Regions from separate parts of the Homo sapiens genome. Here region 2 is linked to region 1. A link is a contact called in ENCODE Hi-C or POLR2A ChIA-PET data. All regions are on one chromosome and are shown on one strand. Each heading gives the region's core, a stretch centred on a gene start or an enhancer-like site at or near the end of the contact. The rest is flanking DNA. Distances are from core to core; before and after follow the strand shown.

Region 1 (7,386 bases), core at 3,505-6,004:
TACTTCCTACTCCCTTAATCACCCTACTCTCATCGCACTGGCCTCTGCCATTTTCAGCAAGTTGATAAACCCAATTTATAATATAATTCTATTTTTAGAAAACACTACAGGCCCAGCACGGTGGCTCATGCCTGTAATCCCAGCACTTTGGGAGGCTGAGGCGAGTGGATCACGAGGTCAGGAGTTCGAGACCAGCCTGGCCAAGATGGTGAAACCCCGTCTCTACTAAAAATATAAAAATTAGCCGGGCGCAGCGGCGGGCGCCTGTAATCCCAGCTACTCGGGAGGCTGAGGCAGGAGAATTGCTTGAACCCGTGAGGCGGAGGTTGCAGTGAGCCGAGGTCGCACCATTGCACCCTAGCCTGAGCAACAGAGCAAGACTCCGTTTCAAAAAATAAAAATAAAATAAAATAAAATAAAACCACTACATATATATGCATAAAAAAGGATTGCCCAAAATGTGACTATTCACCTACGGTTAGCAGGATTATAAATTTTAATTTTTAAAAAGTTTTTCCTATTGTGAAAAATTATTTCTAATTCATGTGTTACTTATAATAAAGTATATGAAAAGCTGTGTATCAAACACACAATATATTGTATAAAATATATGAAAAGCTGTGGATCAAACCCCATACCCCTACTGTGGTTAATAGTATTTAAGTATATTCAAAATCTGGAAATAAATCATACATGTCACCAAAAAACCACAACAAAAGAAAAATTTGCCTGCAGTAATACAGCATTTACTAACAATACATGCTGCAGGCACTTCCACTCATTATTTCATCTTACTCTCATAATAATTCTATGCAATCAGAACCATTATCCCCATGTTACTGTGTAAAATGAGGCTCAAAAAAGTTAAACTCTTTGAAATTGCACAGTAAGTTGTGAAGCCCAGGTCTGCCTGACTTGAATGCTCACGTTCTAAATACTAATCTAGCTACTGCCTCATCACATAGTAGTTACAAGCAACAGTGCAAAGTTGAAATAACCTAGACATACAATAACAAAGGAAAAAGAGTGTAGTTATAAAAATGCTTACTGAAACTAGAATTATGTATGTAAAAATTGGGAGACATGTTACATGAAAGAGCAAACTATCATATTCTACACGTGAGTACAAGAAAATTTAACATTTCATATGGAAAAAAGCCAAAATAAACCAATATATTCAAGTTGGTTCAGTGTGGGTAATGGAACTCTGGGTGATTTTCATTGTTTTGCTTTGTTATCCTTTGGTTTGCACCAAAATTGCTTCAATACTAACAACAAAAACAACAAAAACAAATTACGTTCTCATAAACTTTGTTTTGTAACAAAGGAAAATTCTGCCCAGTGTTCCAAACACCTCAAAGTTCCAAGTCTAGGTCTAAACCAGAGTCGTTAAGTATTCTCTGAAAAGCGATCTACTCTTAATTGACATCTGGCGACTCTACATGGACCAATGGCTTCCTCCGCAGGATGTTATGATCTTTATTTTGTTTGTAGCCTACGGAAGAATGAGCCTATTAAGAGCTTATTGAGATTGATGATTGCACAGTGTAGCTTGAAAGGTCCAAATTTAATCCGTTTCAACGGGAGGAACAAAATTCAAAACTGTTTTCAAAGTATTTCGAGAATGTGTCCCTTATCTGGAAGTAATACTTAAAACGAAGCAAACAAAGACGGTAAGAGAAAGTCACAAATGCAAGCTCGCGCCCGAAGCCAGCCTCGGGCAGGTACACTTTGGTGTGGTGTGGCGGCGGCAGGGCGCCAAGCGCCGTGGTTTTTACGGTCTCGTCAGCAAGCAGGGCCGACCTCCGCTTTATCGGACAGGACCAACGCAGGATCCGGGGCGCGGCGGCGACAGGGCCCCGAGGCAGATGCCCGAGCTAGAACTCTGGCGCCTACTTACTCCTCGGCCGGCCCGGCTGCTCCGAAAAACGACCTCACAGGAATGGCTGCAAGAGCGCCGCCGCCGGCAGGGGCTGAGGAGAACGAGCCTGGGGCTCCGGGCCCAGAGATGAGACGCTCTGGCTGGGAAGCAAGGAGCATCGGCACCGACGGATAGAGGCCGGTGGCCCTCAGGTTGAGCAGGCGGCTTCGGGGCGGGGAGAGAAGGGACCAAGGCCCACCGCAGGCCTCAGATCCTCCCACGCCTCCCCGCTGCTACCCAACGATGACGCAAGTACGCATGCGCCTCCCCAGCTGCCGCTGGGAAGAGCGCGCTCCCCAGGGCCCCGCCCCCTCCAAGGATTTCCGGGGAGGCGGGTTCCACTGCTGACTTACCGGTTTTACTCCTCTGCTCAAAAGGCGCCTGCCCGAGGCCGCTTTCCGTTGCAAAGGTTCCTGAATTTGGGGAGGAAGAGCAGCAAGACTGAAATATTGGGCATACGTTTGTTGCTTCATAAACGTTTGCTGAATGAATAAACTGATACGCCGATGTTTGCTTTAATTGTAACTCCCCCTGCCGCAGTTCCCAGTCTTTGAAAATTACAACAGCAACATAGTTTTGGGCGTGTCCTTGACAAATGTGTTTCATTCCCCAGGTAGTACCGTGCAAGTGAACTTGGTGAGAATTTTTTCAAGGAAATTTTTGCCAGCATCGATTTTTGAAACTTAGTTTTTACCATGCTCTTTAAAAAAATAAACACTTGGTTTGTTCAAATACCAACTTTAGTCACACAATCTGGCTTCAGCACCTATTGTTCGGGCCCCATATATCGTTCTCCACACTTAGGATGCTTCATCTCCACATAAAGCATAACTGCAAAATACACAGGGCAGAAGGAGACCTGGGAGATAATACTATGGTTGCAGAAATTAAGACCAGCCTGAGCTCTCGACAACAAGAAAGAGACACAGCGAAAACAAGGCATTTATTTATAATAGGCTCTTGCAAGCAAGGAAAAATAAGGCATTTTCTGATTCGAACGTAGTGCTCTATTACCCCTACTCAACAAACATTTGAATGCCAAAGAGCTGTGAGGGTGGATGCTTAACAAGCAGATGCTAAGCGAGGTTATATTTTTGTAGGAAGCAGCCTGATAAGAAAAGAGCAGATTTTCGAGTCAGATTTTAGTTCAAAAATCAGCTTTGTACTTGGGAACTCAATCATAAGCAAATTACCTTACCTCTTAGTGTCGGTTTGTTCATGTGTAAAACGTGTTAATAGTACCTGACCCAATCTCTTGCCTTCAAGTATATCACTCTATTTCCAAGATGAGATCTCTCACAGTTCTACTACGTACACCGTTAATTTTAACATTATTTAAAAATAGTTTACTAAGTTTATTTCATTTATTTATTTGAGACGGCGTTTTTGCTTTTGTTGCCCAGGCTGGAGTGCAATGGCGCGATCTCGGCCTCCCGGGTTCAAGCGATTCTCTTGCCTCAGCCTCCCGAGTAGCTGAGACTACAGGCGCCACCACGCCGGCTAATTTTTTGTATTTTTAGCAGAGACGGAGTTTCGCTATGTTGGCCAGGCTGGACTCGAACTCTTGAGTTCAGGCAATCCGCCCGCCTCGGCCTCCCAAAGTGCTAGAGGATTGCAGGCGTGAGCCACCGCGCCCGGCCCTAACATTTCAAAACGTTTGGAATTCAGGCAACAAGAGACATTTTGTAAGAACATTTAAAACCCTTCTCCCCTGGAAATCAAGAGATATGTATGGAGTCTGGAGATTCCGAACTCAATTTTCTAGGACAAAGGCAAACTCAGATGATTACAAGAATGAAAGTGATCGTCACGCTGCTTCCAGGTTCCAAAGTATGGATAATTTTTTTTTTTTTTTTGAGATGGAATCTTGCTCTGTCGCCCAGGCTGGAGTGCAGTGGCGTGATCTCAGTGCAAACTCCGCCTCTCGGGTTCAAGCGATTCTCCTGCCTCAGCCTCCGGAGTAGCTGGGATTATAGGCGAGCGCCACCACGCCCAGCTAATTTTTTGTATTTTTAATAGAGACGGGGTTTCACCATGTTGGCCAGGCTGGTCTCCAAATCCTGGCCTCAGGTGATCCGCCCGCCTCGGCCTCCCAAGGTGCTGGGATTACAGGGGTGAGCCACAGCGCCAGGCGAGAAATATTTTTTTAAAGAGGAATTAAAGAACCTAATTGGTTTTGAGAGTTCTCCAAGAGCCAGTAAATGTTTTCCCCACAATATTCCATTCTACCCCATTACTGTAGAGTCGTTATAGAAGAAAACAAAATCACATAACGCAACTTGGGCCAAAAAACATTACACGTTCCAATTACGGAAATAACGAACTGAATCGTGTCACCCTTGAACTATGTAAAAGTTGAAAAGATGTTCAGTGTTAAATGTAGTAACAGTTCCACATTAAAAGATATTTACGTTCGAGTTTACAGTATTTAAAAATGCCTTTCTACACACTTTCCCGGGAAGTTAATGCCACTTCAGTTGAGCTGTCTAGCGAGATGGTTAAGCATTTACTGTGTCTCTAACACCGACCAGGGGAAAAATCATCAATTCGTTTGCCCGAGTTTAAGAGAATTTTCACCTAACTTCTAATCTCCACAGCCAATCAGTTCTTGGAACCGCACACCCGATGCCGACATCCCTCTCTTGTTGGCTCCCCTCGTTAGCGGGATTCAATAACTAAACGTCCATTTCTAGCATTGACTGAAGAGCTCAAGCTTGACACTCGACCTCAATCCTTAGCAGCACCGCCCACCATGCTCCCGGAAGCTGCGACACTACGCCCTGCGCTAGTCCCGGGACGTGGGGTTTTATATCCGGATTCTTAGCGCGGACTCAGAACCCAGCTCTTCCCTACACGGTCGGCACATGCGCGGCAGCTCTTTTCCTTCTTCCTCCACTTCCCCTACCCTCCACCGTCCGGGAGCCGCCGCCACCGCCGCCGAGGAGTCAGGAAGTTCAAGATGGCCGCCGCGGAGACCCAGTCGCTACGGGAGCAGCCAGAGTAAGTAGTCTCTGTGAGTGGGCCAGAAGCTGGAGCCCGGGGACTGCCGAGTGGGAGCTGCACGGGGTGGCGGGAAAGTTCGGGCCTAACGGCGAGAGTCAAACTTTGCTTTTTCCGGCGCGATTCGTTGTGGGGTGGGAGGCATGGGGAGCAGGCGGCCTTCGAGCTTCCTTCTCCCAGAGGCCGTGGCTGCTGGGGTGAAGGCGGCCGCGGCCTGCCGCGCGTCGTTGCCCCGGGAGGCGTAGGCGCGAGCGGCCTCTACAGGTCCGGTGCGCGTGGCGGCTGCCGCGGCAGTGAGGTCGCGCTTTCCTATGCCTCTTTTGGGGACCCATCTGAGCTCCCTGGCCGCAGCTCTTAGCGGCATCTGTGTTGGGGACACGAGGGTCAGTGGCAGCAGGCGGGCCAAGCCCTAAGTCTTTTCTTCCTCATGCGGTACCCCCAGTCGTCCTTTTACTGGTGTCAGTTTAGGACCTGAAAGCAGAGAGCGGAGGTGCTGGGGTCACACTCTCTGGCCATCCCAGAGCTAGTCTGTGGCTAGCGGGATACTTGATCTCGTCACCTTGTACTCTTTAGTCCAGCAGTCACCCAGTATTGTTTTGTTTTGTTTTGAGTGCCTACCGGCAGCTTTTTTACCAACTTGCAAACTTGAGGCAAAGTAAGATAGAGTCTTTGGTTTTGAGGCCTGGCATTTTTTTTTTTTTTTTTTTTTTGCCTGAGTTTATAACCCTTCTTTAGGAGGACGAGTGGAAGGAGTAGTGGGAATTGCTAGCTACTGCCAAACCACTTTATGTCTATAATTAAGCTAACATTAAGAATCCATGCGGCCAAATGAAAAATGAAAAAAAAAAAAATACGAGTGTATGCTGCAAAGGTTAACCATTGGTTAACTTAAAGCAGTATTTTGCTGTTCATGTCTATGTTAGGAAAACTCAAACAAGAACCTTAACAGAGAGAATGGATTTTACGGCAATGTTCCTATAGCGACCGTTTTTTTTTTTTGTTTTGTTTTTTGTTTTTTTTTGCATCTGCACTGTCTGATCTGTTTCCAGCCATCTTAGAAAGAGGTATAGTCTCCCAGCAACTTGTGACTGAGCGATAGAAGAAATCTTTGCCACCAGACAACCTGACACTTAATTGCTGTGCATCCAGTTTTGGGCTCCTCAATCATCTGCATTACTCAGCTAGGCAGAGAAACGGAATTTTTAATTAAGGGCTTTTCAAAACTGCTGTATTATTTTTACAATTTGACTTAGCAGAGAACAAATGGATTCTGAAGTTTTAAATTAGCTTTAACCTCTTACTGTTTCTCACCAAGTTCATTGTGTGGCACAATTACAGTGTTTATGCCAGTACCGTGCAGATCTCATGCTATGTGGTTACATTTTCTACTAATCTGAAAAGTTCTGTAATATTATGTCCATTTATTTGATTTTAGGGATGTTTCAGATTCATTTCCAGGAGTGGGTCAGCCATAGTTTATTCACATACTGTATTCAAATAATATTAGACTTAATAATTTCAAAAATACATATTTAGGCCTCTGCTGTATGAGTAACAGAGATAATCTTTAATTTCCCTTCCCTTCCCCACAGAGCACTTGGTGTAAATGGAATATTTGGTCTGTATATGTCTCACTTTCAGTAGTTTGAAAGTATTTAACAAAGAAGATAACCATTTGGTATGAAAGCAAACTATGCCTGGTGCTCATAGTGAGTCCCTGAATATAGTGTCTACAACAGTTCTTTAGAGAACACTGAGTAGTTTACAGTTATATAGAATCTATTCAAAACAGAAAATTTAGAAAGAATAAATATAAGAAGCAGCTTTTAAGCTCCCTGAAGGCTTTAATTCTTTTAACAACCCTATGGAGGTAGATACGTTTATTTTCCTTATTTTAGAGATGATGAAACTGAAACACAGAGAAATTAAGTAACTTGCTCAAGGTCACACTCAGTGGCACACCCATTTAAACTCAGGCAGTCTGGTTCTAAAGCCCTGCTGCTAACTATTGTACTGTCTGGCCTCCCACTATACAATGTGGCTTCTTTTTAAATTGCTTGTCAAGTATGAAATTATTTTTGTTTTTTTCCACTGTCCCAGAAAGATACATTTTTTGATGTGACATGTCTAATTTATTGAGAACTAATTTCTCAAACCTGATTTGGCAAAGCAGAGACCAGAGGGAATGTTTTAAGACTAGTTGGTCTTTTGGACCCATTCTGATTTTTATAGCTACATTAATTCTTTTTGTTCATTTTATTTATTTTTGAAACACGAGCTCTTGTCACCCAGACTGGAGTACAGTAACATTATCATGGCTCATTGTAGCCTCAGCCTCAAGTGATCCTCCTACTCCAGCCTCCGGAGTAGCTGGGACCACAGGCATATGACACCATGCCCAGCTAATTTTTTTTTTTTTGAGACGGAGTTTCACTTTCTCTCCAGGCTAGATTGCAGTGGTGCGA
Region 2 (7,386 bases), core at 3,131-5,630, 3.1 Mb after region 1:
AGCTCAGCTTTATTGGGATATAACTCACATACCATACAATTCACCCATTTAAAATGTACAATTCAATGGATTTTTAGTATATTTAGAGTTGTGTACCCTAACCACAATCAATTTTAAAACACTTTAATTTTAATTAATTTTAATTTTTTTGAGACAGGGTCTCACTCTGTCGCTGAGTCTGGAATGCAGTGGCACAAGCATAGCTCACTGCACCCTTGATCTACCAAGCTCAAGTGATTTTCCAGCCTCAGACTCCCAAGTAGCTGGGACTATAAGCATATGCCACCATGTCTGGCTAAGTTTTTAATTTTTTTTAATTTTTCCTTGAGATGGTGTTGTGTTCTGTCGCCAGGCTGGAGTGCAGTGGTGCGATCCTGGCTCACTGCTATCTCCACCTCTGCCTCTTGGGTTCAAGGGATTCCCCTGCCTCATCTTCCCCAGTAGCTGGGACTACAGGCACACACCACTATGCCCAACTAATTTTTTTTTGTATTTTAGTAGAGACGAGGTTTCACCATGTTGGCCAGGATGTTTTTTTTTTTCTTTTTTAGACAGAGTCTCGCGGGAGTGCAATGGCGCGATCTCAGCTCACTGCAACCTCCACCTCCTGGGTTCAAGCGATTCTTCTGCCTCAGGCTCCCAAGTAGCTGGGATTACAGGCACCCGCCACCATGCCCGGCTAATTTTTTGTATTTTTAGTAGAGACAGGGTTTCACCACGTTGGCCAGGCTGGTCTCAAATCCCTGGCCTCAAGCGATCCTCTGCCTTGACTTCCCAAAGTGCTGGGATTACAGGCAGGAGCCACCTTGCCTGGTCTACACTGTTGTTGCTGTTGTTTTGTGAATGGGAAGCAAGATACTTCTTATATGGCAGAGTGAGAGGGAGTGAGAGAGTGGGAGACAGGGAGGGGGAAGGGGAGAGGTGGAAAGAGGAGGGAGGAGGGAGGAGGTGGGGAGAGGGGTAGTCTGGCCTACTACATTTTTAGCATCCCAAAAAGAAACCCCACACATTAGCAGTCAATCCCTACTTCTCCCTAGTCCTCAGTTCTAGGCAACCATTAATCTACTTTCCATCTCTATCAATTTGCCTATTCTGGACATTTCATATAAACGGAATCATCCATTATTTGTCCTGTTGGGTCTGACTTCTTTCATTTAGCATAATGTTTTCAAGATTCATCCATGTTGTATCGTGCATCAGTACTTCATTCCTTTTGATGGCTGAATAACAGTCTATGTATGGCTGTATCACATTTTGTTTATCCATCCACCAACTGATGAATATTTGAGTTGTTTCCACTTTTTGGCTATTGTGAATAGTGCTGCTATGAATATTTGAGTACAAGTTTTTATGTGGACATATGTTTTCATTTCTTGTTTATGTACCTAAGAGCGGAATTGCTGGGTCATATGGCAACTCTGTGTTTAACATTTCGAGGAACTGCCAAGCTATTTTTCAAAGTGGCTGCATCATTGTACATTCTCACCAGCAATGTATGAAGGTTTCAATTTCTCCATACTCTCTTCAACACTTATTGTCTGTTTTTTTATTATAAACATCCTAGTGGGTGTGAAGTGGCATCTCATCATGGTTTAGATAGCATGACTCCTGAACAGCTGGTTTGACTGCCAAGTTTATTAATTAGCTAGAAATGAGAAACACAGGGCCCAGCATCATGATACTCCAATTTTGAAAATATAACATGTAATAGGCTGGGCACAATGGCTTACACCTGTAATCCCAGCAATTTGGGAGGCCAAGGTGGGAGAATCACTTGAGCCCTAGAGCCTGAGACCAGCCTGGGCAACATAGCAAGACCTCCTCTCTACTAAAACTTTTAAAATTAACTAGATGTGGTGACATGCACTGTAGTCCCACCTACTTGGGAGGCTAAAGGTGGAGGATCACTTGAGACCAGGAATTCAAAGCTGCAGTGAGTTGTGATCCCACCACTGAACTCCAGCCCGGGCAACAGAGTGATGCTCTGTCTCCAAAAAAAAAAAAAAATTAAAAAAAGTTGTAGTAAAACTGTTTTCAATCTTTTTTGTTGCCAGTATTTTCTAGATGGCATTATACAGGTGGCAATTTGTCATGAAAATTCATATAGCATTGGAGATTTGCTAAATTATGCATAAAATTCCAATTTTGATATTTTTCCTATTCAAAACTTATCCCTGAATGGGGAGACCAGGAAAGGCTAGCTCCTGAATCAGAGACAAAGTGAGTAAATAAAGTAGCATTCCCCACAGGGCCCTTCCTCTGCCCTCATTGGAACACATTACAACTTAGAAACACAAGACACCTATTCTATGATGGCAATGTGAACTATTATTCCTGTCTAGAGACCTGCCCATCTCCTCCACGACTGGCCTGTCTTCAAAAAAGCATTTGATAATACATTTGGGGGCGGCGGGGTTGGGGGAGGCTCAGAAAAATGCAACCGCTAAAATTTCTCTGGATGGAGTTTTCTTCAGTAAACAGTAGACCCTGGGAAACATAACAGGTTCCGAAAACTTAATTTTGATGACTGAAAGTCAGAGAAACAGCCAGCTGAATCAGCTCCTTCTTGGGCAGTGGTTTAGCCTACTTATCTCATATCAGACCTAAGGGTCCAGCTGCTTTTCCTTGGTTCTAAAGAGTTCTATTCTGGCCAGGACCCATCCCGAGACAGACACTTCTGTCTGCAGCCCTGAAAACTAGAGGTCAATGGAAGGGCTCAAATTAAAGGCCCACAGTTGGGCTTACAACTCTCCATGGTGTTCAAGCCTTCTCAGAGGAGCTGGTGTGGTGGAGCCAGGGTCAAAGGTCATAGTAAATAGAAAGTAGCCAGCTTTCTGCCTGCATAACATCATCTTGCCTAACCAGACTCAAACGCTTAATTCTACTGTAGTATTCTTTGGACATTCTTCTTTAGAACTACGGGGGCGGGGGGGGGGGGGCGTGTTTATTTTCAACAACCACAATCATCCTTATCTTTCTGAAGATGTTTCCAAAGGCTGAGAACAGACCCCTTTCAGAACCTCGGTAGGAGAAGTATTAACAGTTGGAAACATGTCAGCTGCTTTATGGAGGAAGCACAGCCCAGGCCTGGTTTCTCTGGGCTCCGTGATAACTTGGGGCAAGGCAGCCAGTGCGAAGCGTGGTGGCAGGAGCTGGAGAGATGGAGAGCGGCTCGGAGAAGGGCCCCTGCTTTTCAGAGTTGAAACAGGAGCCCTCTGAGAGAAAGAGATACTGCGTGTGGCTTCTCTGAAGCCTTGGAGGGCGACGTGGATGACACAGCATCAGCCATTCCATCGCGGGGTGGGGACACAGTGGCGGCAGGAACCGTCCTCAGCCCCTGGCGGCCACGGCAGTTCCCCGCTGAAGCATCCTTTGTGGGGTGTGGGTAAGGGAGGGGGACCAAAGTCGGGTCGGAGTTGAGTTTGTTAGACGGCGAGCACACTCAGGGCGGCAGCCCGAGTAAGAAGGATGGCCCCGGGAGAGAAACGGCTCGAAGCTAGGGGCGGGGTGAAGCGCCTGCTCCTTAATCTCCTGCCCCATCATCCACTCGCCCCACCTGGATGCAGAGCGAGGACCGCGTGGAAAGGAAACGGCGCGGGCGGGGCTCCCCCTCGCAGATGCCTCGGAGACCCAGAGGGGCGGCGTCAGGCCAGGGCCCCGAGCCCTACGCCCCCCATCCCCCCAACTCCAGCGCCTCTGAGGTGCCCCTCTCGCAATTCCGAGGCATCACCGTGTCTCCCCCGCCTCCGTTAAAATAGTGAAACTGCGGAGTGAAGTGATGGAAAGCCGGGGGCGGGGAGTCGCCCGCGGCGAGGGGCTGCAGGGGAGGGGGCGCGGTGGCCGAATAAGGTGGCCCGCGAGCAACGGGACGATTGGGATCGCAGCCAGTCGCGGCCTCCCGGACCCTTCCCCTCGGGCAGCCCGGCCCTCCCATGGCCCGGGGCGCCTTGGGAGGGCGTAGGGCAAACCTGGGGCTGCGGTGGGGGGTGGGGAGGGGACTCCACCTCCATCCATCCCGGGATGGCAACTGCGGTCACCCTGCTAAAGTCGGGGCGGGGGCGGCGGTCCTCCCCCTCACCCCCCCCAGTCCGAGCGCCGCCGCCGCCGCCGCCGCCGCCGCCGCGGCCGCTCAGTAACACGTCCCCAGGAGACTCGCAGGAGCAACACGTGATGTGTCTACTTATCAGGGTGAGAGGGGGAGAGCGAGACTCCGAGCGTGCGGGCGAGGAAGCTGGGCGGGGGGCCGAGACGGGGGCCGGGACGACGGCTGGGGCGCCGGGGTCGCCAGCTCCTCGCCCACCTCCCTCCCTGTGGGAGAAGAGGAGGAGGGGAAGTGACTGCGGAGTTGATGAACTTTGCACATCCAGAAACGCCATTTTGATTCCTTTTCCGGAACAAGTTTGCATCTCTCCTCGGTCTCTCCCTGAAGCCCACCGGTCCCCAACGCATCATGCCAGGGAGCCAAGCGTCCTGCCCGGCCGTAAGTACGTGCCCCGGATTCCGACTCGCGGTACGCCGGCGGCAGCGAGAAGTCTGGGGCACAGCCGGAGCGACCTTTTAAAGAACTTTGGGGATGGGGAGGGTGAAGTCTGCAGAGCGCGTTGTACTTTTGAAACTCGGTGTGTCCCGGAGCCGGGGACCCGCACGCCCCACTCCGCGCAGCGTGCGCTCGGGCCGGCGGGGCGGCCAGGGATGAGCGGGGCAGCCCTCTCCCCTCGGGCTGCGCGCCGGGCCATTCCTCCTCCTCCTCCTCCTCCTCCCCTTCCTCCGCTCTTTTCCCTTTCCCGAGCCGCCGGCTCTGCCAACCAGCTCCCAGCGCGAGCCGCCGCAGCGCCCCGCCAGCAGGACCTGATGCGCATCCATATTAGCCGTCCGAGCGCAGGAATCCGGCCCGACCCGCGCCGCCGAGTTTATTTTTAACCAGCACCGCCGGGACTCGGATGGTGCGCGCACCGCCGGCCAGAAACATCTTCCCAGCGCTGCTCTCCATCTTCCGCCCTCTCTCCCTCGACATCCTCCCCCCCATGTGGGAGGGGAAACTTTTCTCCTACATACTTTCGAGTCCTTCTCGGGCCGGGAAGCGCGGAGATGACGGCGCCCGCCCTCCCGCCGCCGCCCTAAGGTATCCGGGGGTGCCTGCCCGGGGTGCTCGCGCGGGGGTGCCTGCTCGGGGCTGCTCGGTGGGAGCATCCGCCGCGCCCTGCTCTGCGGACTTTGAACCTCCCGGGCGGACGGCGCCGGCCGGGAGGGGGCCGCGGGCAGCCCCGCGCCCTCGCGGGTTCCCGGCTGGCGGTCGTGGTCACGCCGACCACCGCCCCGGGGGGCCTGGGGAGGAGGGGACCGGGCCCTAGCCGTGCGGGCACGTATTGTTCCCTCGCCCTTCCGTTGGCGGGGTGAGTGTTTTCGTGGGAGCCCTCGGTGTGGAGCTAGCCTGCCTCGCGGGCGGGGGGGGTGGGGGGCTCGGCGCCGTCACGAGCACAGGAAGGAGGCCGGGAGCATCCGAGGCGGGGCCGGCCGCCGGGGCCCGCTCCGCCGCCCAGCTGTGGAGCGCGCTCGGAAACTTTTGTCCGCCGCCCGCTGGACCAGTTTTTCACGAGTTCTGGGGCTTCCCTTCCTCCTCCCATCCCGGCCCCCGGCGTCTAGCTGGGTGGGGGGAGGGGGCCTGTTGCTGCCCCCCCCGCCCCCAACTTCCCGCACAAGCCTTGGGCCGGGCCCCCCGCGCCCCCTCCCCGCTCGCGGTCTCTTAGGAAACTGCGACCTTAATGGTTGCTAAGGAGCAGGGGAGGTCCTTCCCGTCGCCGACCCCCTCCCTGGGAAGCGGCGTGTTTTCTGGACCGGGCCAAGGGCGCGTCGAGGATGTGACCTGCTCCGCGGCCGCGCGTGAGTGCGGGGCGCGTCGGCCGAGCCCACCGATGGGCGAGGCCACCTTTCTCTCCGGGCGGGGCGGGGAGCTGGGGGACGCGGGGACCCCACGGGGTGCGGGCCCGGGCCGCTTGACAGGCGCCGCGTGCAGCTCGCGCCCCTCGGCCGCCGTGCATCCGTGATGGGTTATAAAAGAGGAGGAAAGTATTTCTCCTTGCTCAGCAGATTTGCCCTCCCTCGCTCCTTACTGGTTAGGAGATAGAACGTGAGCCCAGATCCGGACGAGCAGTTCACATTCCATTACGAAATTCTACACGGCTTCAGAGCCAGCAGCAGCACACATTCGGGGCACTTTGGAGGGGTTTTCTTCGTTTGAGGATGCTCCTGCTGCTGCTGCTTGTGATGGTGGTGGATGTGGAGAGAGACAAAAGGGTGAATAAAAAAATATAACGTTTTGGTATGTTGAAAAACCTGTCCGGGGGTTTTCATTAGTAGAAAATTGAACCCTCTTAGAGTTTAGATTTAAGCTTAGCTCTTTAAAAGCCAGTGGAAATAAAGTTTGCCTGTTGAATGGTGTTGCTGGAAATAGCGAGGAATTTCTGTCTTAAGAAGAAATGATTTCTGCAAAGGCAGAGTTGCTAGTGCATCTCCATTATTTTTGATATTTTTTTTCCCCTTTATATATGTAGTGGACCCTGCATGTGTGCGAGTTGATTCTGAAATAAGTTTAATTGAAGTGGAAGGTGGGGAAAAGAGAACTGCCAAGAAAAGAATGTGGTTTAGTTTTGTTTTTTCACACCCATGAAAATCATCCTCTAGATTTGGTGCTTTTTCAAGTAGGCAGGTATAGTTTCTAAGACATATTTCAACCCGGAAGTCTGAGTTAGATAGAGGCCAAAGTGTTGGCTAAAACCTCTTTGAAAAACAAACGTTGAGTTTTGTGCTATCTTCAAGAGTCCACAGAACTTCTGAAGGAATGGGTTCGAGCTACTCTACAAGTAATTTATACAAAGACAGAATCACTAATTTTAGGGGTGGTGTGTGTGTGTGTGTGTATGTGTTTACCTCCGCCCTTTGGAGGGAGCCTTCTGGGTACCCGCTGATGGGTCCTGCTTTGATGTGCTTTGAGCTTTGGTTACACTGATGAATTAAACATTTGAATGGCTTTAATCAAGTTTTAAATGTGTTAAAAAAATACCTTTCCCCCATTTTTACAAAAGAAAAGGAGAGAAGAACTCTTTGATTTAGTTATTTGCTTAGCTTGTGCTCCATTTTAGGTTAATGAACTTGCATTGTCTTTGTCTTAAAAATACTGCTAAACTGGTTGCATTTTAGAATGTCTTGTTTTTAAAGAGGATTTGCTGGATGTGTAATACTCTTAAGAAATGCTGCCGATGCTTACCGTTTTGTGGAATATCATTCTCTGGGTTTTTCTAGATACTGCTTTATTTCTCATCAGAAAATCAGACTCTAAGCCCTTATGGCAGACAAGTATTTGTTATGTGATGGGGAACATGCGTCTTA

Evidence for each region. Hi-C counts contacts between places; a loop is a spot of excess contacts on that map. ChIA-PET counts read pairs that join two places held with the same protein, here RNA polymerase II (POLR2A). Pooled maps may share reads with other maps.
Region 2: a pooled map shows a loop between it and region 1 (4-fold over the local background). The contact joins the promoter of RREB1 here to the promoter of PRP4K in region 1. A Hi-C loop is called at or near these places in 1 of 168 maps with a recorded cell type or tissue (ovary) and 2 of 50 pooled maps. POLR2A ChIA-PET finds 5 or more read pairs at or near these places in 1 of 52 experiments (T-cell).

What each region holds. Positions count from the first base shown.
Region 1 is chr6:4,016,546-4,023,931 of GRCh38, forward strand. It overlaps PRP4K (pre-mRNA processing factor kinase PRP4K), which reads left to right and starts at 4,755. Exons shown (of 15, transcript NM_003913.5): 1 at 4,755-4,921. The coding sequence starts at 4,881. It overlaps LOC124901245 (a long non-coding RNA gene), which reads right to left and starts at 4,622. Exons shown (of 2, transcript XR_007059415.1): 1 at 2,275-4,622. RefSeq lists enhancers at 2,007-2,056, 4,586-4,895, 5,938-5,997.
Region 2 is chr6:7,103,581-7,110,966 of GRCh38, forward strand. It overlaps RREB1 (ras responsive element binding protein 1), which reads left to right and starts at 4,381. Exons shown (of 13, transcript NM_001003699.4): 1 at 4,381-4,480. RefSeq lists an enhancer at 3,190-3,249 and silencers at 3,600-4,079, 4,140-4,359, 5,150-5,639, 5,660-5,749.